2 separate regions of the Homo sapiens genome follow, and region 1 is linked to region 2. Evidence: read pairs that join two places in POLR2A ChIA-PET (ENCODE). Cell type or tissue: MCF 10A. All regions are shown on one strand. Links, peaks and the distances in the headings refer to the core of each region. The heading gives the core; the rest is flanking DNA.

The links. ChIA-PET counts read pairs that join two places held together with the same protein. Peaks named below come from ENCODE experiments on the same cell type or tissue, not always from the same donor. Only the 100,000 strongest peaks of a DNase experiment are listed, where the experiment ranks them.
Region 1: POLR2A ChIA-PET joins it to region 2 with 5 read pairs; 2 of 35 experiments call an interaction of 5 or more read pairs at or near these places.

Annotation. Positions count from the first base shown.
Region 1 is chr1:214,287,926-214,299,859 of GRCh38, forward strand. All of the region lies in intron 1 of SMYD2 (SET and MYND domain containing 2), which reads left to right. Among named protein-coding and RNA genes, the nearest start is that of SMYD2, 13 kb to the left of the region's middle. In MCF 10A, for the core only: no CTCF peak of the experiment used is centred there; a DNase peak (open chromatin) is centred at 4,596.
Region 2 is chr1:214,510,126-214,523,073 of GRCh38, forward strand. All of the region lies in intron 1 of PTPN14 (protein tyrosine phosphatase non-receptor type 14), which reads right to left. Among named protein-coding and RNA genes, the nearest start is that of PTPN14, 35 kb to the right of the region's middle. RefSeq lists a silencer at 4,421-4,715. In MCF 10A, for the core only: no CTCF peak of the experiment used is centred there; no DNase peak of the experiment used is centred there.

The DNA of each region.
Region 1 (11,934 bases), core at 2,484-7,483, 220 kb before region 2:
GCCATCCTTTAAGACTTCAAATGTGCCAGTAACTCACGTTATTTTTCATATGCGGGGAACATAATTTCTGTTATAGCTTATAGGGGCTCAGTGACCAAGCTGCACGTTTGGAACCGATTTCAGATGAAAGAGACAGAATAACAGCAGGATATCCTGAAGTGAAATTCAAACCCTGGTGAGTTAAAACCACCATCTAACACCTTTCCCTCCCGAAGCAATTGCACAGAATCCTCTCAATCAAAAAAAATTCGAAGAACCTGTATAAAATGGCATTTCTTTAAATCATATTGCTCTTTGCAGCCCATAAAGCATTTCCAGATACATTCTTATTTTGATCCTTCCAAGGATGGCTGGTATACACAGGGCCTTATTCCATTTTACATAGAAAGAAACTGAGTGTTAGAGAAGTTAAGTGGTTTCTCTGAATTTCACACCTTTTTTGTCAAATATTTATTGAGTGCCTCTTAAAGGCCGGACTCCATGACCTTCAAGGATGGAGCCAAATCTCCCTGTTCCTCGTGTGATCTTCCTGTGCCCCCCTTTGGCCTGAACCTACTGTGTGGTTCACCCAGGGACTTCACCCTACATTACTACTGTGTGGTTCCCTGGAGACTGGGGGCTTAATCCGTCTCTGATATCTCCTTGATTGAATAGAATTTATAATTGGCCAACAATTTAACAAACGAATGCATTGTTTAAAGAATTATTTAAAGTTTTAAAAAATGTTTGATTCAGCCATCTTAGATCTATATTTTATGCTGATATGGACTTAAACATGTTGTTTTTATTATAATGCTTTGAAATTTGCATAAGAGCTACACATATTCTTTTATATGTATGAATTATTATGTAATAAAACATAAAAAGAACATGAGGCTTTGGTCCTTTTGTAGGCTTGGAATATTTTTAATATTACGCTAGGACTAAACCAGAGTTAGTCATCTCAGCCTTTATACCTACATATAAAGAGTTTGTTTCTGTGCCGTGTGATAGGGCAGCATCAGCCCATAGTCTTTTTTTTTTTTTTTTCCTTAAGCAAATCCATTCTTCAGGATCTCTCTCTGCAGAAGTTAAATCTCTTGAGTTGTGGAAATGGAATTTATGGTGCAGCTATAGGAGGCAGCCCCTGGTTGGTATTCCTGTAGAACAGGCAAGTTGCACACCACCTGTGAGAAGGTTCTTGTAAAAATATGTTAAATTTCTTTGAGAAGATCCAGGGCTCACTGCTATAGTTTGGCAGGAACCTGGTCTTTGGGAGAACTCAGAATTGGTGAGAATTCAGGACAGCAAAATTGTCTCTTTTAGGATTTGATATAGTGAGAGAATTGCAAAGGAAGTTTCTACTGTATTTGGGTGTTTTAGGCTTACTGCTTTGAACTTAGGTTAATATTCCCTCCTCTTTTCCCTGTCAGTATAAAAATATGAAATAATTACTGTTTTATGCCACTTTATTTCTGTCCTCGAAGGAAGCAATCAATAATTAAAAGCATGCTTTGTCTTCCTGGAGTCATGAATAATTAAATTGACTCCCCCCATCCACACACATCTTTTTTTGGACCTCAGATGTAGTTGAGGTAATCATACTTCTGAGTTCAAGGCATGCTTTTATCTGGTATATGCAAGGCAAATTTGATTTTTCAGAATGTTCCCTCTCATTTCCTGCTCTTCTCACAGACAGCTCCTCTATGGGTTTGGTTACGTATCTTTGAATACATGTGTATGTGTGTCCTGATGATCACTAGGGAACTAGACACACCTAGAACAAGGCACCCTGATTTTACTTGGCAGATTCAGACCTTGAGCTCTCTTCTGATCCTCCTGCTCACTCAGCGTTTTTCTGTGGCTGTGTCAGGGCAGGGGCCCCTGCACTGGCCCCTTCCTCCTGATGAGTGGCCTGTTCTGACACTTGAGGGAGGCAGGGCATTTTGAGGTCTCCTTTGCCTCTCAGGAACTTGCATTGTTAGCCCACCCACATCCCCAACCTTCACTTCTTTGGATTTCTAGGAAATCTGCAGTAGTTTAGGGGTGCAGTCCTTTGGCAGGGAATTAACTGAAGTACCTGCCTTTTCAGGGGTTGAACCCATGACCTTGGCCTCATTAGAGCTCTAACCAGTCACAAAGCACACACCTCACTTTGTGTAACTTCTGCTGACTTGTTCCTGCCACCCTCCGCGGCTTCCTATTCAATTGCAAAGGCGTTCACACCAACACAATAGAACAGAAGGAAATCAGATCTCTTCAAGACTTCTCTGAAGGACAGAAATATGCAATTTAGCAGGAAAATAATACAAAAAAGTCTTGAAGGTTCAGGAAACAACTTATCTTTCTAGTCCGTACATTCGCTGAGAATCCAGCTGTGTCTCTCAGATTCTTTTTCAATCAAAAATTTAAAAATAGCGTGGAACTCCTTGTGTTAATTTATTAACATAAAATCTAGCGACTCTTGTACATGAAGTGGAAGGTTTCGGATGACTAAGTGGAAATATTGTATGTATGTTATTAAAATGGATTGGGTTAGCTTTTATAGAAAAAGTGGATCTGAGAATTCATAAGTGCTTATCTTTGGCAAGTTTATAGTCCCTAGAGATAAAAATGAATGCGTGCTATAATAACAAAGACACTGTTGTGTCTTAGTGAGTGCACTGTGATGCTCAGGGTGTGTTGGTGCCCAGGGGACGCGGAGTCACCATGGAGGAGAGGAGAAACAAGGACAACTCCCTAGAGAAGTGAAATTCACACAGGGCTTGAAGACCTGAATGTATCTTGGGGGAGGGACGTGGTAAGATAATCTGGCTGTCCAAAAAGATACAGGTTTTTATTAGAGCCAAATAAAAAGCTCAAGGATTTTATGTCTTGGCACTTGGAAGGAGTTATGTTGAAATCTGTGTTCTGTTTAATCTGAGTACCAAGAAAGACTCTTCAGGGATGTAGGTACTGGCTCATATTTTTGATGAGATGGGGATTTTTCTTACTCTGGTGATGTTTGGATAGGAAACATTTGCTCATTTGCCACCTGAAAAATCTCTTCTCTGTCAATTCCGTGAATCCATGGTACAGTGACAGTTGCTGTTCACAGTGATAGCCTCATATGCTCTTAAAACCTCACCAATAAGACACATTTAATTATGAGCCAATAGTATACTCCCTAAGGGTAGGAATTCTACTTTTTAACTCAATCAAAAACATTTGTATTTGTGGACACTTAGTGGGTTCTATAGTTCTGGAAAACAACTCCAAAGAAAAGGAACAAAAATCCCTACCACCACGGAGCTTATTTTCCAGCTTTTATTCATCTTTATTTTACCTCCAGTTCCTTGAACTTTGTAAGGCTTCAGCAGATGCTGTATAAAAGGCAGGAAGATTTGTTCTTTTTCTTTCTTCTGGTCATCCAGGTATGTCATGAAGAACATTCTGTTAACCAGAATGTTTAACCATGTTGGGACTCAGAAAATGATACCCCGAAGTTTGGCCCTTTGGCATACAGAGCACTTTCCACTGAAGGGGGTTGGAAGGGCCTCAGAAGCGAAGACTCTGTGACCTACCCTGCCCCTCAGTCTATTACCATTATTAGCTCATACCCTTTTGTCCATTCTTCATTGAACCTCAGCATAAAACTAGGCAGTTTTCCTTGAGTTCTTGAGTTATTGGGCTCTCATTTTGAAGGCTCTTGTTTTACGTAAAAACTTTGACTAAATACATTTGTTATGTTTTTATCTTGCTAGTATGTCTTTTCTTCCAGGGGTGTTGGCCACGACCCTTATGATGGATGAGGAAAGACATCACATCTTTCCAGTCCTACAACTACAACACCCTGTCTCATGACTGACACAAACTAAGAGAGAGCTTCGATCAGATACTACTTAGGTCCAATGAATTGGCAACATCCCTATGTTGGTTAAAATAGCAGCAGCTCTGGGTAGATATATTTTAGAAGTTAATGAAATATGGCCTACCCATACACCTGAGTAAATATTTTAAACAGCACTCTAAAAAAACCTTTAGGGTTTTTGTTTGTTTGTTTGTTTGTTTTTTAACTTTAAAACATTCAGGTTAACAAGGAAGTAGGGATTTAGGAACAATCTATTTATTTCATCCAATATTTAATTGATTTCTGCACATGTTCCAGCTTTACAAGGCACTCAGCTACTAAATATTTTCTAGGGTGAGAGAGAGAGAGAGAGAGAGAGAGAGAGAGAAGCCCACCTCTCTTGATCTTCTCTGTCTGTGAATCTGAGGACGCCCCTGATAGAACTCCATGGTAGAGTCGGGGCTTCCTGATGGACACCCTCAGGCCAAGCCTCAGGAGCCATATCTGAGTCTAGCTTGCTCTGCTGTGTTATTTTCACTCTGGTCATCCTAAATTGTTTATAGTAATGAATGCACACATATACACACATGCACACACATATATGCACCTTGCTGATTCTCCTCTCTATGTCCCTCTTTGCCTGGCTCACTCCTTTGGTTCTGAGAAATCTGTCCTGATTTCTGCAGTCTGGATTAGTTCCCTTCGTCTTTGCTCCCACAGCACCTCATACAAACTTCCTTTATCACACTTGCTCCTTGAATGCATGAACTAGGTCTTACTCATCTTTGTAACCCCAGCGTTTAGCAAGAAGACTAGCCTCTGTTACTGCAATAAATATTTGCGAAATATATTAGTCTCATTTCTGCATCTTATCTTACTAGTGGCCCTTTGCATAGGCCTCATCACCTCTCTTAATATGCAACTGTTCATTCTTGGAAATGAATCCTTGTAAATACTCTCAGAACTCTTCATTGACTCCCTGCTTTCTTCAGGACAAGTTCCCTACTAAGTGCCCCTCCCATCGTATCCAGCATTATCCCTCACTGCATTTTGACTTAGACTCCAAGTTCAATTTGGGTGGTCTTTGCAAAGCTGAAGAATGTCATTCTTCATTCTTCCTATTGTCTATTTGTCATCTAGAGTACTTTTCTCTGTAATATTTCCTTCCTTATCCTCTGCCTCCTTCCTAGGTAAGGCCTTAGAGCCTTCAGTTTGTTTATACTCAAGAAAGATCCAGCTCAAATTGCATCTCTTTCCAAAGCTTTATCTTTTTCTGTTTGTGTGTGTGTGTGTGTGTGTGTGTGTGTGTGTGTGTGTGTGTGTGTGTGTGTGTGTTTGAGACAGAGTCTCTCTCTGTCACCCAGGCTGGAGTGCAATAGCACGATCTCTGCTCATTGCAACCTCCGCCTCCCAGGTCCAAGCGATTCTCCCGCTTCAGTCTCCTGAGTAGCTGGGATTACAGTCGCTTGCCACCACGTCTGGCTAATTTTTATATTTTTTCATAGAGATGGGGTTTCACCATGTTGGCCAGGCTGGTCTCGAACTCCCGACCTCAGGTGATCTACCCACCTTGGCCTCTCAAAGTGCTGGGATGATAGGCATGAGCCACCGCACCCGGTCCAAAGCTTTTTCTTAACTACTTCAGCCCACACAGCTTTCATTTTATTTATCGACTTGTTTGTATTTATTTTACAATAATTTAATATTTACATTTTTTGAACATCCTACTATTCCAAGCATTGTGCTCTCACTGTGGAGTTTCAGAGATGAATAAGACAACATGCTCAGTAAGTGCTATTTCCCTAACTTCTGTATCTTCAAAGAGCTCAGTCCTAGGGGTAGCTTTCTGCTCTCAGTTCCAGGTCGTGTGGGCCATTTGGATGCTGAATCATTTTGCCTGATATTTATATTTACCACTCTCATGTAGGCAGGGCAGATTTCCCCAAATAACTCTTTTTTTGAGATGGAGTTTTGCTCTTGTTGCCCAGGCTGGAGTGCAATGGCGCGATCTCGGCTCACTGCAACCTCCGCCTCCCAGGTTCAAGCATTTCTCCTGCCTCCGCCTCCCGAGTAGCTAGGATTACAGGCACCCGCCACCACGCCCAGTTAATTTTGTATTTTTACTAGTGACGGGGTTTCTCCATGTTGGTCTGGCTGGTTTTGAACTCCTGACCTTAGGTGATCCGCCTGCCTCGGCCTCCCAAAGTGCTGGGATTACAGGCATGAGCCACCGTGCCCAGCCACTCATTTTTTTTTTTTTAACAAAAATATTATTTCCCAGTATGGCTGTAGCACAGTACTTTTGTACCTAGCAAATAACACTTTTGAATAGAAATTACTTAGCTATGATAGATTAACATGTCTTCTTACTGCCTCATGTGCAAGGTTTTACAGTATTAAAAATGTTCTCCGTTCAGAGAAATACAAATGGAATCAATAAGGATTGAAAGAAAAATGTCTGCTAAATCTGTTCAAACGGTATCCGATCAGTTTAAGTTTTCAAGGTAAAGTCCACAATTCGGGGTAATTCGCCTAAACAAATTGGTAATTCAATTTTTTATATTTTGTTTGCAGGAAAATAAAACTGAGGGGATGAGAGAATCTCAACTCTTAAAATTCTTCTGTAGGCAATTAAAAAGATAACATTTTCCAGGCCAGGCGCGGTGGCTTACGCCTATATTCCCAACACTTTGGGAGGCCAAGACGGGCGGATGGCTTGAGGACAGGAGTTCAAGCCCAGCCTGGCCAACATGGTGAAACCCCGTCTCTACTAAAAATACAAAAATTAGCTGGGCGTGGTGGTTCATGTCTGTAATTAATCCCAGCTGCTTGGAGGCTGAGGCAGGAGAATCTCTTGAACCCGGGAGGCAGAGGTTGTAGTGATCCAAGATTGTGCCACCGCACTCCAGCCTAGGTGACAGAGCAAGACCCTCTCTCAAACAAACAAACAAAAAACACACATTTTCCTGTAAGTAAGATTCAGAACAGTTCTGTCTGGACAGGTAGTTAACACATGTTTTGCTGCAGCAGACCTGACCATGTTCTGGGAACTCACAATTAGCATTAGACTATAAAGGAATTTTTACCATGGTTTATTTCTGTTTTACGGACAGAACGTTGAAGTGAGGAATACTGTTAGGAGTATTTTAAGTTTTCAAGTAGTTAAATTTATATTACTTTGGTTTTGTCATTTTCTTTGATTTTTAATCACGTGAGTTTTATGCAACAGCAAGCATAGGGGAATCTAATAATATTGGTATTCATTACAAAGTACTAATAGTAACATCTGTCATTTAACTGGAAGAAGCGGTGGATATTATTTTATTGTCAGTTCCTTTATGAGAGAACTGAGTTAGAAAGGCATTCGTTGTTTCTTTGCTTTTGACTTTTCAATCAGAGGGCATTAGAGAAGTAAAGATAAAAGTAGCAAGGAAGTGTTACTCTGACCTTGCACAAAAGTTAAGACAGAGCATTTCCAGAGGAAAACATGAGATTTTAAAAGTGTGTACATTCATTCTTTGGACGAGCTTTAACTGTTAGAGATTGTGCAGGGCCTACAAGAGGAGCTTCGGATATAGGTGTTGTCCAGGGGCTGAAAAGGAAATGTAATGTTCACTGTTTCACAGGCTAAATATTTCTCTCCTATATTCATAAGCTTCATGAATTTTTTTTGCTTTCTAAGGCAAAGGTAAATTTTGTCTGGGCCAGAGCCTGCATGAAAACAAATCTGTGTTATTTTATAACTAGGTCAGCCATTACTCTGACCACCAAGCCCAGCTTCCTCCTTGTAAATTACAGCTCCGGTTCCAATAGTTGGGAAAACCTATTAGTTGCTACCTTACTGCCCTAAATATTTCCTGCCTCCCCAAGAGGATGCGGGCTCTAACTTTTAACAAGCCTCAGAACAAAGCCTGGTGCTGAGCGAAGGTTCAGCACAGCCCTGGGAAGAAGCCCCCCGCTGCACGTGGGTCCCGTTCACTGTTACATTGTGGATTAAAGTGATGTATGGAGCACCTTTCAGTATTACAGAAAAACCTGTAGCCTGAGTATTATCCTTGTCCCCTGACCAGGGTTATAATAGGGTTCTGCCACAATTCCTCCAATTTTTATTTCTCTTAAACAAGATTGGAGGCCTTGCTAGTATAACCACCCTCGCTGGGTGGGAGGCTAACTTTGTTTCTGATTGTCTTATTTCAACCTATGGTGAAGTTATATTGCACTGCTGGGGCTTTTTTCCCATTCTCTTTTTCATTTGGCTGGGGCTGCCTCTGTTCAACAGAGCATACTTGTCACTTCTTCTGTCACCATTAGTTAAAAGTAATTGTTATTGCAAACCCCCTCTATGCCAGTATCATTTTCTTTCATGGTGAAACCCACTAAGCATTCATTTCAGTAGCAGAAAGTAGGGAGCTTACAGAATCAAATCCTTTTGATCTAGACCAACAGCACCTGCGGCAACGCATTAACTAGCAGGAGTTGTTAATTACATTTCTAACTTGTTGATCTTCATGGTTTCCGATTTTTAAAAGCAAGGAAATTAATCACTGTGTGTGTCTCCTCCAGTAGGAAATGACAGGAGCGTGTCTTCTAAGTTCTGTTCCAGTCAGTAATAATCAAATACTTGCATTTTCCTGTAACATTTCTTTTCTTCCTTTGTGGATAGAACTATTTCTTAAGTTCAAAGAGCCCTTCTGTTCACAGTAGGGTAGATATTTGCCCATAAAACAAAGGCTTTAGAAACATAGATCCTCTAGCTATGAGTCTGAGTGAGACTGTGCTGATGGTATTTCAACAGTTGACATCACTTTAAAAAAAAAGCACAAAGACTAATTAAAAGTGTAGTAGTACCCAGCATTTATTGAACGTTTACAGTGTTCTAAGCAATGTATTAAATGTTTTGCTTGCATTTTCTCATTTAACTTTCATAGCAAACCTATGAGGTGGAAACGATATCTTTATTTGACAGTGAAGGAAACTGAGGTTCAGAAAGGACTAGTAACTTGCCCAAGATCACATAGTACATCAAGTACCAGAAAGAAAAAAGGATTTGAGAGAGGGAAGTGGGAAGAGTAACTCATCATATTCATCCTAAATTGTGAGACAGGAATCAAGAAGCAGCAGAACGAAAGCTGAGGTTTTCTTTCTTAAAACTTGCACCTGCTTCTAGGATACTTGATCTTAGGTTAGAAAAAGACAGGGTCAGCTACTTTATTCTTATGTAAATGTTCATCATCAAGGTAGTTAAACAACCTGATCCATCCTGTGATTCATTCTTAAGAATCTCAGAAAAATCTAAACAATCTGCCTTGCAGAGTGCTTCAACTGTATACAGCAATTTCCACACGAAAAAGCCACTCCACCCAAATGTGTTACCATAGGCCTGTGGCTCCGCATTCTAGAAGCACACTGGAATCTCCTGGGAGCTTTCTAAAAGTCCTAGTGCCTGGGCCCAACACATACCAATTGAATGAGAACTGATGATCCCTGCCCCAGACAACCAAGGTTGAGAACCACTGTGAGAGGTTATTAGTGATTCACTCTACACTTCTTTTCGCTCCATTCCTTTGGGGGTTATTTCAGGTTTTTTTTTTTTTAAGGAAATTTTGTTTTCTTTATTTTGCTCAGTCTTTTCCCAGACTTCCTGAACAATTCAGATCAGATTACATTGCAAATGAAAAATTTACGACTGTGTCTTTTGTAGGAACGGAGTTTGTTCCAAATGCTTTGTATAGTCCTACAGCGAAAATGGATAGCCCATATGAAGTTTCTCTCTGGCTGTAACTCCTCAGTCAGCAATAGTCGAACACTCATAGGATCTCTCTCCTCTCTCAAGCACATATACTGCACATACACAGTGCAGGTACCAGCTCAGCAAGTTTTAGTTTGAATTTCAGCCATGAGACTTATGAAGAGTTTAAATCTCTCGCTAGCTCTGGAAAGAACTGCAGCACATATCTGAATAATTTAAACAGGGCTTCATCCCCGCCTCCACCCCACCACCTCATCTAGAATTGCTTAAACCAAAATAGATCAAAGGCGATTCTTATGTTATTCACTATCAGTAACAGTAGCTATCAAAAACTGTTAGCTTTTCTTCTCTGCTCTGAAGGCAAGCTGGCCCAAGAAGACCTATGTTAAGAAAATTCACACTGCTGAAAGAAATTAGAGATGACACAAACAAATGGAAAAACATTCCATTCTCATGGATTGGAAGAACCAATATTGTTAATATGTCCATACTGCCCAAAGCAATCTACAGATTTCAACACTATTCCTACCAAACTACCAAAGTCATTTTTCACAGAATAAGAAAAAAACTTTTCTAAAATTCATGTGGAACCAAAAGAGACCCCAAATAGCCAAAGCAATCCTAAGCAAAAAGAACAAAGCCAGAGGCATCACATTACCCAACTTCAAATAATACTGTAAGGCTATGGTAACCAAAACAGCATGGTATGGTTACAAAACAGAGACATAGACCAGCAGAACGGAATAGAGAACCCAGAAGTAAAGCTGCACACCTACAGTCATCTAATCTTTGACAAAGTCAACAGAAATAAGCAATGGGGAAAGGACTCCCTATTCAATAAATGGTGCTGGGATGACTGGCTAGCCATATGCAGAAGAATGAAACTGGACCCTTACATTTTACCTTATACAAAAATTAACTCAAGATGGATTAAATATTTAAATGTAAGACCTCAAACTGTAAAAATCCTAGAACACCTAGGAAATACCATTCTGGACATTGGCCTTGGCAAAGGACTATGACTAAGTCTTCAAAAGCAGTTGAAACAATACTTGAAAGTGGGACCTAATTAAGCTAAAGAGCTTCTGCACAGCAAAAGAAACTATCAACAGAGCAAACAGACACCCTACAGAGTAGAAGAAAATATTCACAAACTGTGCATCTGACAAAGGTCTAATATCCAGAACCTGTGAAGAAGTTAATTCAACAAGCAAAAAACAAGTAACCCCGTTAAAAAGTGGGCAAAGAAGACATACAAGTGGCCAATAAACATGAAAAAATGTTCAACATCACTAATCATCAGAAAAATCCACATCAAAACCACGATGAGAAACCATCTCACATCAGTTAAAATGGCTATTATTAAACAGTCAAAAAATAACAGATGTGGCTGTGCATACTGGCTCACATCTGTAATCCCAGCACTTTGGGAGGCTGAGGCAGGAGGGTCACTTGAGACTAGGAGTTTGAGACCAGCCTGGGCAACATAGCGAGGCCCTCATCTCTACAAAATAGCAAATTAGCCGGACATGGTAGTGTGTCCCTGTGGTCCCAGCTACTTGGGAGGCTGAGGTGAGAGGATTGCTTGAGCACAAGAGTTTGAGGCTGCAGCCATAATTACAAGCCATGATCATGCCACTGCACTCCAACCTGGGCAACAGATTGAGACCGTGTCTCCAGAAAAATTAAAAAATAACAGATGCTGGTGAGGCTGTGGAGAAAAAGGAACGCTTATACACTGTTGGTGGGAATATAAATTAGTTCAGCCACTGTAGAAAGCAGTTTGGAGATTTCTCAAAGGACTTAAAACAGAACTACCATTCGACCCAGCAATCCCTTTACTGGGTATATACCCAAAGGAAAATAAATTGTTCTACTGAAAAGACACATGCACTCAAATGTTCATTGCAACACTGTTCACACTAGCAAAGACACAGAATCAACCTATGTGCCCATCAACAGTGAACTGGATAAAGAAAACATTATATATATATATATATACACCATAGAATACTATGCAGTCATAAAAAAGAATGAAATTATGTCTTTTGCAGCAACATAGTTGCAGCTGGAGGCCCTTATCCTAAGCAAATGCAGAAAGAGAAAACCAAATACCTCATGTTCTCACTTCTTTGTTGTTGTTGTTGAGACAGACTCTCTGTTGCCCAGGCTGGAGTGCAGTGGCGCTGTCCTGGCTCACTGCAACCTCTGCCTCCCGAGTTCAAGTAATTCTCCTGCCTCAGCCTCCCAAGTAGCTGAGACTACAGGCGCCCGCCACCACGCCCAGCTAATTTTTTGTGTTTTTAGTAGAGACAGGGCTTCACCGTGTTAGCCAGGATGGTCTTGATCTCCTGACCTCGTGATCTCCCCTCCTCGG
Region 2 (12,948 bases), core at 4,763-9,762:
GGAGAGGGAGAGATAAGGGAGGGAGTGGCTGGGCCATAGAACAGTCAAAACACACACAACTTTTATCAATTTAGTTTGCCATCTTATGTGGCACAGTTTGTGACACCCCAAAACAACTACAACATTAACATCAAAGATCCCTGATCACAGATCACTTTAACAGATATCAAGATAATGAAAGCGTCTGACATATTGTGAGAAATGCCAAAATGTGACACAGAGACTTGAAGTAAGCACGTGCCGTTGGAAAAACAGACTTGCTCAATGCATGGTTGTCACAAACCTTCCATCTATACAAGAAAACAGCAATACCTGTGAAACGCAATAAAATGGTGTATGCCTGTAATGACATTGCAATGAAATACAAAGATCACTTATTTACTTTTCCTATAGGTCCACTTTAGTTTTTCAATCCTTTCTGAATACACTAAACTCTGCCATTATCAGATGGTTCAGCTTTCTGAATAAAAACTCACACTCAGTTCTACTTCTCCTTCACCTGATTTGCCCTCCCAATCTCACCCCAAAAAGTTTAATCAGCTTCCATAGAGAAGTGCTCTCAGGAGGTAAGGCAATCCCTCTACTTTGGACACATAGCTAGAGACCATCTCCATATGTTTGGACTTGGTCTGGGCAGTTCTATGCCTTGGCTACCACACAGTAGGTCCTCTGTGAATGAATGATCTGTCCTCCAAGATCTGGCTTAAAGCCAGAGGCCAGAGTCCCCAGGTATAGTTATCAATTTGTTTTTTGTTTTGTTTTTTTTTTAAGAGATGAGGTCTTGCTCTGTCACCTAGGCTGAAGTGCAGTGGCACAATCACAACTCACTGCAGCCTCGAACTGCTGGGCTCAAGCAAGTCTCCCACCTCAGCTCCTGAGTATCCGTGACTACAGGCACACATGCCACCAGGCCAAACTAAGTCTTTGGTTTTTTTTTTTTATTTTTAAAACCACATCTCGCTGTGTTGCCCAAGCTGATCTCAAACTCCTGGTGTCAAGTGATCCTCCTGCTTTCCAAGTCACTAGGATTACAAGGCATAAGCCACTGCTAGTTGCTGATTCTTTAACAGCTTCTGAAGTTAGGCTGAATGGATAACCTTTTGCCTCTCTGTGCAAAAAAGCAATCACCTTGAGAAGACTTTCCCGTACTACAAAAGGTACTAATAAAAAATACGTTTTTATAACTCTTCAAAACTCACACTTAAATTGTGTGACTCAATTTAAAAACACAGACTACCAAATTGTAAAATACAAAAGCATCACTAATAAGCACATGAAAGATGCTTAGCAACACTAATCATCAGTAGAAATCAAAGCCACAGTGAGACAATGAGGTATCACCTCACAGGATGGCCCTTATCAAAAAAAAAAAAATAGAAAGAAAAGAAAATAACAAGTGTTGGCGAGGATGTGGGAAAAATTGGAACTCTTGTGCACTGTTGGTGGGAATACAGAATGGTGCAGCTGCTACAGAAAACAGTTCAGCAGTACCTTTAACAAATTAAAAACAGAATTCCCTTAGGATCTATGGATTCTCTTTCTGAGTATAGACCCAAAAGAATTTAAAACAGAGTCTTGAAGAGATATTTGCACACCCATGTCACAGCAGCATTATTCATGGCAGGCAAAAGGTGGAAGCAACCCAAGTGTCCATCAACACATGAATGGTTGGATAAACAACTTGTGGTCTATACATACAATGGAAGGAAATCCTGATACATGCTACAACATGGATGAACCTTGAGGATATTATGCTGAGTGGATTAAGTGTTCTGTCTTTTTTTAGATTCTATAATTCTCTGTTTGGCATCCATCACAGGGCCAGTTGCTATAAACTACATTGTATTATTTTCTGCCTTCTCGATGGTCTTAGATTTGTGGCCTTGCTGACTGGGGAAAGGCTGCATCTCCCAGGGCTAGTCAATTCTTAGAGGGCTAGTAAATTCTGAGGCCCCTGCCCCAGCACATCTTCCACAGGCAAACTCACCAACTCAGTGCCCACACCCCCAACCATCTCCTTTATCAAAAGCCAGTGTTCCATCTTGCCTTAAATCCACCCAGGGCCACCCACCAGACTGCTGTACCCCACAGCCTACCAGATTTACTCAAACTTGCCAGTCTTAGCTGCTCACCCTGTCCTACCTCACCTTTCCTAAGGAAAACAAAATAAGGGTTTGGCCTAGGCTGTCCCCTCACTCCTTCTGCCTCCTAACCAATCCTGCTGCTTCTCCATGTGGCCCTATAGGGTTTGGCATGCTCCTTCTTCTTAGGAAATTTAATAAAATTAAAATCCCTTGGGTACAACTGACACAATCAGTCAGTCACAAAAAGCCACATTCTGTATGATTCCATTTATATGAACTATCTAAAGTAGTCAAGTTCATGGAAACAGAGCAGAATGGGGGTTACCAGGGGCTGAGGGCAGGAGAAAATGGAGAGGTGTTGTTTAATGGGTGGAGTTTCAGTTTTGCAAGATGAAAATTTCTGGAGATTGCAGCACAACTAATGAGTTGCACACTTAAAAAATTTTATGTGTTTTTCACTACAATGTTTTTAGATGCTAAAAAAATACGTATTATTTTTTGAGACAGCATCTCGCTCTGTTGCCCAGGCTAGAGTGCAGTAATGCAATCTTGGCTCACTGCAACCTCTCTCTCCAGGCTCAAGCAATCCTCCCACCTCAACCTCTCAAGTAGCTGGGACCACAGGCGCACATCATCATGCCCGGTTAATTTTTGTGTTTTTTTGTAGAGACAAGTTTTTGCCACGTTGGCCAGGCTGGTCTTGAACTCCTAGACTCATGCGATCTGCCCGCCTCAGCCTCCCAAAATACTGAGATTACAGGCATGAGCTACCGCACCCAGCCAAAAAATAAGTTTTTAAATCAATTTTAAAATCCCCACCAAGAATCCTGGTCCAAACACCAATTCAAACTAGAAGGATGTAACCTTTGAAGTACACATGGTCTATATACTTAGCTGAAAAATGAAAAATGATCTGGTCTGGGATAGGAAGCAGCAGAAAAACCTAAAAGATAGTTGGGGGAAGCAGTAGGAAAGTTGGAAACTGGCTGCCTGTAAGTGTAATGCAGTCCACAAATATTCATTCAATCATCTGTTCAACAAGCATGTACTTAGTACCTACTATGTGCCAAGCACTGTTTTAGATGCTGTGCAAGTGGAAGTAAACAAAACAGATTTAAGACCCCGCTTACAATCTGATGTTTGTTTGGCTCAGTGTTCTTTAAAAATTTGAACATGTTGCCACCATTTAAACATCAAAATATCTCACATAAAAATACTGATTTCCATTAGTTCTTCAAAAAAAAAAAATCTGATAGCACTGGCCTGAATTTCAGTCTAGGCACAATTATCTAGGACTTAACTGACTACCCTCATTGACAGGGCAAGCATTCTCTTCTTGGCCACAGTCCCACCACTCTCTGTGTGCTACGGGTGTGCTTTACTCATTTACTCTTCCTGCCTAGCCCCATAGGCATTTGGATTTTTAACCTGCATTCCATCTTGTGCCTGGGCTTCCAAGTCAGATTTCACAAAGTTCGAATCCCACATCTGCTACTGCTAGCTGTGTCAGTTGAGCTATATTTTTTCTGTCTCGGTTTCTCGATCGGTAAAATGGGGGCAATAATAATGGTATCTATTTCATAGCGTTGTCATAAAGATTAAATGAGATAATGTGTGCAAGGTGGGTAGCACAGTGCTTGGCAAAAGTCGATTCTCATTAAATTCCTGATATTTTTATTATTTTTGGTTGCTGTGTTATTACTCTTGTTCACCATCACCATCATTAGAACCAGCAGCAGCAGCAGCAGGATTGCAAGAAAAATACTTAAAATAGGGACAGAATTTCAGGGCCTGCCCAATTGTGAAAGGTCCCCTTCTTGTACCATTCCTCCCCCTCCCTCAATTTTCCTTTTTTCTCTCCTTGTCTTTTTTTAAATCCAGGATAATTTTGAAAGTTGACTCAGTAACTCCAGGGGGTCTTTTACCATCTGGATGCTCCCAGGCTACAAATTCCAGAGCAGCGGGCAGAGTCAACATATAACCTCAGGGGGCAAAATTAACAGTCTGAGGTAGTCCTCAAACAGGATAAAACACCCTATTTTAAAAGGCAATAAACCTAGTGCTTGAAAGCCCTCAAACGCTCTACAAAGATATCATGAAGCCACGACTATGATTTTAAGACATGCCGCATGTATGGGTCCTACTGATGCATAAGAATTGCTCTGGGCCACTCACCCACCATCCCGTAGATGCAGCATTTGAGGGAAGATTTTCCAAATTTGCCATATAGACTTAGAGCAGTCCTCTATGGATAGGAAAGTATGAACCAGTGGTTTTACAACTGAAAAGGCACCAGGGAATTTGTAAAGGTGCAGATTGCCAACAGATTCCCAGACTCTCTCTACTAGACAGTCTGATTCCCTGAGCCTGGGGTCCCCCCTCGATGGTGCTGGTGCCTGAGTTTTAATGTGCTCCCGGGCAGGCGGGCGGGGCTGACTCAGGCAGTCCCCATACTACTGAAAATAATACTGAGGATGTGTGCCAACTCCTCCATCATCCAAACAAGCCTTCACCCCATGACCCCAGCTCAAACCACTTTGTGCAACACCACACATTTAAGGCTGCAAAAGAGACTTGCAGTGTGCCCTCCAGTCCTTCCTCTTTAGAAGGGAAATAAGAACTGTTGAGAGAATTGAACAAAGCAGAGAATCTGAGAGCCCCTAAACCCAGCATGTGGACCAGAGCAGGCACTGGAGGCATCGGTACAAGTCACATACTAAGCAGAACTTTGTTCGGTCGCCTGGCAGCTCCCCTCCTGTAGCCGACAATAAACAAGCATCCATCTCTCTCCATCATCCACTGCCGTGACCGAGCAGGACTAACAGCAAGAACAGAAATTCTTCCTCCTATTACATCTTCTAAATAAATCAAATGGCAACAGAGCCCAGGGAATGGCAGCTTTTCCATGCCTTTTGACCAGTCAACTATCAATAAATCAGGAGAGAAATCCCTCCGTAAGTAGAAAAAAGCCTTATTTCAGTGATTAAAGACAATGAAAAATTTACACATTAGTTAATGGAGTTTTTAAAAACTGAGTTCAGCATTTGGGAGAAAAAATACTCTTAGATGTAAAAGTATCCACTATCCACTAGGCACTTATTTTTTTTTTAACGATAATATGTCTATCTTCCTGCCAGCACCACACTCTTTTGTTTATTGGAGATTTGTAGTGAGTTTTGAAATTAGAAAATGTGAGTCTTCCTATTTTTTTCCAAGACTGTTTGACTACTAAGGGTATATTGTAATTCTATATATATTTTAGGATCAGCTTCTCTATTTAAGAAAAAAAAATAAGCCAGTAGGGTTTTAGTAAAGATTGCACTGAATCTATATATTGCTTTGTGTAGTGCTATCATGTTAATAACAGCTTCCAATTCATAAGTAGGGAATATCTTTTCATTTATTTAAATCTGATATTTCTGTCATTGACGTTTTGTGGTTTTTCAGTGTGCCTCCTTAGAGAAATTTGTTTCTAAATATTTCAACATTTTTAGTGCTATTGCAACAGGAATTGTTTTCTGAATTTCGTCTTAGCATTCTCTATTGCTAGCATAAAAACAAATGATTCTCAAATGTGAAGAAAAGAAAAAAAAAACTGAGTTCAGGATACTTACTGAATTTTTAATCCCATAAAAGGGATTTTCCTTTCTACTTCCTTCTCTTGAGAAATATCTTGCTATTTCACTGACCCTGGAAAAGTTACCTTTGGCAAAGTACAATTTTCCTGGAAAAACTGCAATTGGGCTGATATTCTCAGTTAGGCCTGCTATATCTGATAAAGAGCTTTGTACTCAACTTTTCAAAGCTCTTAATACCTAGGTATAATTTCCTGCACTCCTCTTTCGATAACATAAAAGCAGGAAGTACACCTCCACCTCACCCCAGAGGAGCTAGATTAACCCTGCCACTGCCAGGTTCTCAAGAAAATTTCTCTGTATTGGCACCTGCATAGCTGATGAGCCCAATATTAAAATAAAACAAATTTTTGCTTCTACAGTGTCTTCACCCTTCCTTTTTTCACAGTTGAAGCCACACTATTGAAGGGGTAGGAATAATTTCTCTATGATGCCTTGTGTGTTTTGGTTTTGTTTTCAGTGCCAACAATGCAAGAGGCCAAGGTACCATATATGAATTGAAAAGTAATTCACAGCCCTTCAGAGTATCCTTTGCAAGGATGGCAGTGACCAGTGAGAGACATTGCTGTTCCCACTGAAATATATTTAAAAGAGTCATCACTGTGCAGCATATGCTGGGCTGATATGACATCTGCCAGAAAGCTAGCATTCCTATAAAAGCAGACAGTTTATTAAGATATGTTGACTTTCCTGCTGGACATCATTCTTGCCAGATTAGCACCAGAGCAAAACAAACACAAAATGTGGTTGGTAAAGTTTGTTTGAAGTTACCTACTACTAACAGCTTACCGCAGCAATACATAGTATTACCAGGACTGTAAATATTTATTTTCCTTGGGTATAGATTCAAAGGAAATAGAAAGGCAATGTTTGTTTGAAAACACTGAATTAATTTTGATATTAAAAAAAAACTCAGAGAGGCAGGCAGGTGCTAAGTGTTCCACCTAGGGAAATTCTAATCTTTACAAACAGAAAAGGCACACACATTCCTTTGCTACTATCATATCCCCACTTGATAGCAATTCCTGTTCCCCACCCCACCCCACTCCACCTACGCTACGCACCAGGCATACTCCTCCTGGCTTCTGGACTATGCCTTGAACTTTAAGGCACCTGCTCTCCTCTCTCACAGTTCATGTTCCCTCTTTCCTCCTGGAGAAATTCTTTCTCATCTTCCCACCAAATATGTCCTATCCAACCTTCCAGGCCCAGCTATCTCCTCCGCTCCTAAGGCTGTCACCTGTCATCCAGGCAAATGTAATCGGTCCTACCTCTAAGCCTTTACAATGTCGTGTCCACATCTTTTACAGGGCAACTGCCAGCCCTGCACAGCTACCTCCTTCTGCCTCAAGGACATGGTCACCTCCATTTCTGTGAAGGCATGGTCAGTGTACTATAAAATTTCCACATAAACAAACTTTATGTATGTATGACAAAATGCATGATATGTCTTCCTTTCTGAAATAATTACTGCATCAAAACTTAAGGATCCTAAATGGAGAAGGGAAAAGCCTTCAAGTATGTCTCCTTGGCACACTAACCACCAAGGTTAAGATTAACTCAAGACAAAGTGCACATTGAATCTAAAGAAGCTTGAGATGGTACTGCTAGGTCAACTCACCAAATTTAATGAGCATAATATTAAAAAAAAAAAAAACATAAAGTAAGAAATACCCAAAAATCTAATCATAGCACTAGCCAGAGGCCATAAATGAAAATATGCAGGAACACATCAGCAAAGTGAAACTTACCTTTCTTCTGAGATGACATGGAAAGAAAAATATAACAGGAGGCAGGAGGAGTAGGGAGGGAAAGGGACCCTTCCCTAGTCCCTCTAGACTATACAAAGCTTTATATCCATGATCTGAGGCAGGTGGATTGCTTGAGCTCAGGAGTTTGAGACCAGCCTGGCCAACATAGCGAAACTGTGTCTCTATAAAAAATACAAAAATTATCCAGGAGTCGTGGCACATGCCTGTAATCCCAGCTACTCTAGAGGCTAAGGTGGGAGTATCACTTGAGCCTGGGAGGCAAGGGTTGCAGTGAGCCAAGATTGTGCCACTGCACTCCAGCCTGGGTGACAGAGAGAGACTCAATCTCTAAAAATAAAATAAAATATAGAAAGCTTATAATATAAAGACCTCTAAAGAAGGTACTTAAAATATAAAAAACTTATAAAATCCTCCCCAGAAGGAACAATGCGTTGGTATCTTTTCATAACCCCTGAGCTACCATATTTATTTCACCTAGCACATGGTAAACAATAAATGTTTGTCAAAAGATTGAACTGGGTACTGTATCCGAAAATCCACCATGGATGGGATGAATTTCTCTTCCCGAGGATGAAATTATTGTTTTGGAGAAGATGGGAAAACACATCATGTAAAAATGTCAGAGATATTTCTACCCAACTAAAATATGACACCAATATATCCAAACCACTACTCTCTATTCGCCACTACTAATAAAAGAAACTCCCTAACCAGATTCAGAAACAGCCCTTTTAGAATCTGATAAATGATATCCCCAGAATGACAATAGTTTATTTTTCACATCTTCATTTCATTAAGGTCATTAAGCATATTAAATATGTTACATTACATAAACTATTCCAAATATAGGCTTTTGTCTTGAATAGTATTATCCTCTATTATCCACTGTGGTAGATGATCTATTTCACAAAGAATGAAAAACAGTAGATAATGACCAAGGAATTTATTCATACAGAGAGGATGAGACTTCAAAAATGAACTTCCTCTGGGTTCTCTTGAGCCCAAGGACTGAAACCATTTAAAATCCCACTGGGCAGATGGGTTGGCTGGGTGCAAGTGGGACAGAACAAGGAAGGGGTACAGTTACCCTATTATTTGTGCTACTTCTAAATACAACAGCTATTCACTTTATTTTAGATAAAGTTATATTCAGCTAAACTGAAACAAAAAAAGAGGTAAAATTAAGTAACTACGCTACCCAAAAAAAAGTCTTTATGTTCAGGCAGCAAGATAAATAAATGTTAGTTTGAGGAAAATGTCCTAAGAATATCTGCCTTGTGTTCTGTTTTATATTTTAGGTATGTTGGCTTTAAACTAATTTCCTAGATAATTTGATCATTGCCTTTAATTAAAAAGAACAAAACGAAACAGGCCAGGCACAGCAGCTCATGCCTGTAATCCTAGCACTTTGGGAGTCCAAGGCAAGCAGATCACCTGAGGTCAGGAGTTCAAGACCAGCCTGGCCAACATGGTGAAACCCCACCTCCACTAAAAATACAAAAATCAGCCAGGCATGGTGGTGGGCACCTGTAATCCCAGCTACTTGGGAGGCTGAGGGAGGAGAATTGCTTGAACCTGGGAGATGGAGGTTGCAGTGAGCTGAGATCATGACACCGCACTCCAGCCTGGGTGACAGAGCAAGACTGTCTCAAAAAACAAAACAAAACAAAACTCAACAATCAAGAGGGAAGCACCTTTATACAGCATTGCATTCCTGTATCAAAGCCCTCACCACTCCAAAAATGATCTGATTGAGTCTGTTCCCCCACCCCCATCTCCAACTAGAAGCACCTTATTTATTTTCAGAGTTACTGCCCCAAACTTGCAACACAGTGAGTTCTCAATAATGCCTGCTGGTCCATAATATACTGAAGTAACTTCCTAATATACATTGATACATTCCAGGGACAGTTTCAGATACTAAAGCACTCTTATTTGTATAGCAGGCTAACACTAAATTATTCTTATTTACTTGTTAAACCAATCCTGCCTAGCCTTCTGCTAGGTGATAGAGATAATCGCTTGCATATACTGTTTTTTGAGTAGCATATTACATGAAAGTTCTTTCAAATTAATCTGGATTATTAATATTCACAAAGAGTTTTAACCCTCCCGCCCCATGAAATCTTTTATTCAAAATATAAGCAAGCAGGCTGGGTGTCGTGGCTCACGCTTGTCATCCTAGCACTTTGGGAGGCCAAGGGGGGCGGACGGCTTTAGCCCAGGAGTTCAAAACCACCTGGGCAACAAAGAAAGTTCTGTCTCTACAAAAAATAAAAAATTAGCTGGGCATGGTGGCTAGCGCCTATAGTACCAGCTACTTGGGAGGGTGAGGTGGGAGGATCCCTTGAGCCCGCGGGGTTCGAGGCCACAGTAAGCTATGATCATGCCACTGCACTCCAGCCTGAGTGACAGAAAAAAACCCTGTCTCAAAAAAAAAAAAAAAAAAATATATATATATATATATGCAGAATATATGCAGAACAGTCAGGTATGAATCAGTCTGTCTGCCCATCATTTGGTAGAGATGCAATGAGAAAATGAACAACAGCTAAGCCGGCAATGACTTACTGACCCCAGAGCTTACTATGTGGCAGGCTTTCTTGAGGAGAAAAGGTTATGAACGTCTTATCCAAAGAAACTGTCCTCTTTTCTTTTGATTCTCTACAAACTACATCTAAACCAATAAATATATAGTAACAATAAAAATGACGAAACTGAGAAGGTTTTAGAATGCTTTTGTTTTAAATTAGACTGTGGTAAGCAATGGAATCAAGTCATCAACTCCAGCATAACAGATACAACACTAAGAATGGTGGAACAGAAGTTTTGATTCAAGAAAGTTACACAAAAAGAATGAAGAATTTTCAGCAAAACAGAATTTAAATACTTCAGGATGCCTGGAATCTAAAAGAAAATGTCAAGTAGTTCAGCAGCAGGTGGGAACAGAAAGGGGCTCATTACCTTCCTCATGAAACTCACCCATAACCACTGCACTGATGGTCATCTCTCCACGGTAGGAAGAGAGGAGCAGGCTAAATGCAATCTACAGGCCCCCCTCCAGTCCCCGCTTTTACTGTTCTGCATGCACCATATACTTTCCTCCATCACTCTGACTTGTTGAGTTTATTGGGATCAGTCTTGTGTTTAAGTGCCTTGTAAATAAATACAAAACATTTCACCAGTTCACTCAAATGTTTTACTGCCTGACCTCCTGCTTGGAGGTTACACATGGAGCTGATGAAAAGAATGTCATAAGCATTCTTTTCTACCCACCTGGACTAAATTGTTATTTACCCCAGGCCAGTGTCTCTTTAAAGAAGCTAAAATTGCCTTCCGTCTTTCTGTAACACTGGGGTAAATAAAACAGATTCACAATGCCTAACAGCTCCACATGTCATTTCACAGAAGGCATTTGAGGGAAAAAGAGTCATCTGTTTTCCTAAGTAGAAAATGAAATTTATCTTTGGAGAAATAACAGTTTTTTTAAAGGAAGCTCAATGCAATTTAAAAAATAAAAACATGTTTTCTTGAAAACACATGAATCAGTGAGAGATCCATGGCCCACATGGCATGTTAATCGCTTTATAAAAATATTTCTCATATAAATGCATACACGAGTATGCTGTTTTCACAAAGTACTTGACGGCCCCTTAGTTAATGGCAAAAAGGACTTCTCAGATACCTGCTCTAGCTAAGATATAGAAAAGAGCCCTCTGATATAATCATCCAATTAAAACGGCAGATGCCTTCCTTGAGAGAAAAAGATGTATAAATACTAAATGTGACAGTATAAACAGAAACAAGAAAGAACGGCCAGGCGTGGTGGCTCACGCCTATAATCCCAGCACTTTGGGAGACCAAAATGGGTGGATCACCTGAGGTCAGGAGTTTGAAACCAGCCTGGCTAACATGGTGAAACCCCATTTCTACTAAAAAATACAAAAAATTAGGTGGGCGTGGTGGCGTGTGCCTGTAATCCCAGCTACTCAGGAGGCTGAGACAGGAGAACCGCCTGAACCAGGGAGGCGGAGGTTGCAGTGAGCCGAGATAGCGCCACTGCATTCCAGCTTGGGCAACAAGAGCGAAGCTCCATCTCAAAGCACACCCACACACACACACACACACGAACAAAAGAACTAGAAGACTTCAATAAGAAAAACAACTAAAGGTAGGAAAATACGCAGTTAGGAAAAGTATGGGCAGAACTGATGCAGCACATCCCCCAGTTGTTTGTCAGAAGGTACCTAAAACCATGTTTCATAAGATTTTTGTTGTTTTTTTTTTTACTTAATCTTCAACAAAATATAAATCTGAAGCTTTTTTTTTTTTTTTTTTGAGATGGAGTCTTGCTCTGTTGCCCAGGCTGGAATGCAGTGGCACGATCTCGGCTCACTGCAACCTCCACTTCCCAGGTTCAAGCAGTTCTCCTGCCTCAGCCTCCCTAGTAGCTGGAATTAGAGGTGTGCACCGTCACACCCGGCTAGTTTTTGTATTTTTAGTAGAGACAGTTTCGCCATGTCGGCCAGGCTGATCTTGAACTCCTGGCCTCAAGTGATCTGTCCCCCTCAGCCTCCCAAAGTGCTGAGATTACAGGTGTGAGCCACTATGTCCAGCCTGAAGCTTCTTATATCATCTTTTCCCCACAACTATGAGAGATTTCATACCAGTCATGTAGCATCTTAAGGATCAAAAGTAGCTTCAATGGAATATGGAAACCTACGGCAAGTTTGGAAGTAGGTACAATCACTACCAAAGTAAGCTTTGATTAAATTAATATCTTGTTTTCAAAAACAGTAACTTGCAAAATGGCCAGTCAACAAATAGCTAATTCAACTCAAATAACTATCTGTGTTCAGAAAAGGAACAAGCAGGATACAAACATCCAAGCCCGCAGAACGTAACCACTAAATATATATGCAATACCTGTTTTCCATCAGGTTCTGAAACAAATTCGCTGTCCTAATTATATTCAGTTTAAACCAGCGTAAAAAACAGTTAACATTCATTGAGCCTACACCAAATGGTGGTAAGTGGAGGAGGTTGCTGAGAAGTGCAGTTAACCAATTCAAGGCCGTTTTAAATAAAGGACAAGAAAAGTGAAAATGAAGACCACCAGAGGGCAAAAGTAAAGACCGCAAGCAGTAAAAGCTTTACTTATAAACAAAAGACAACCAATTGTGAAAATAAATGCCATGGTGTTTTAAAAGACTTAATGTGGGCAACTCCTTGTTTAGGACGGCATAAAATTGCAGGTGATATCAATTACATTTAAAATGCTGGCAAGATAAGACTGAGGAGAAAGAAGGCAGTCACTCGGCCTATTCAGAAGCAGGGAAACACTAAATCGAGATCTTTTGAAATTGTGGTGGTGATCAGAAGCTGACTACAGACCAAAATAATGAAAATTATTCTCACTCCTAAGACTTAATCATACTTAGTGAGGCACCTAAGGTT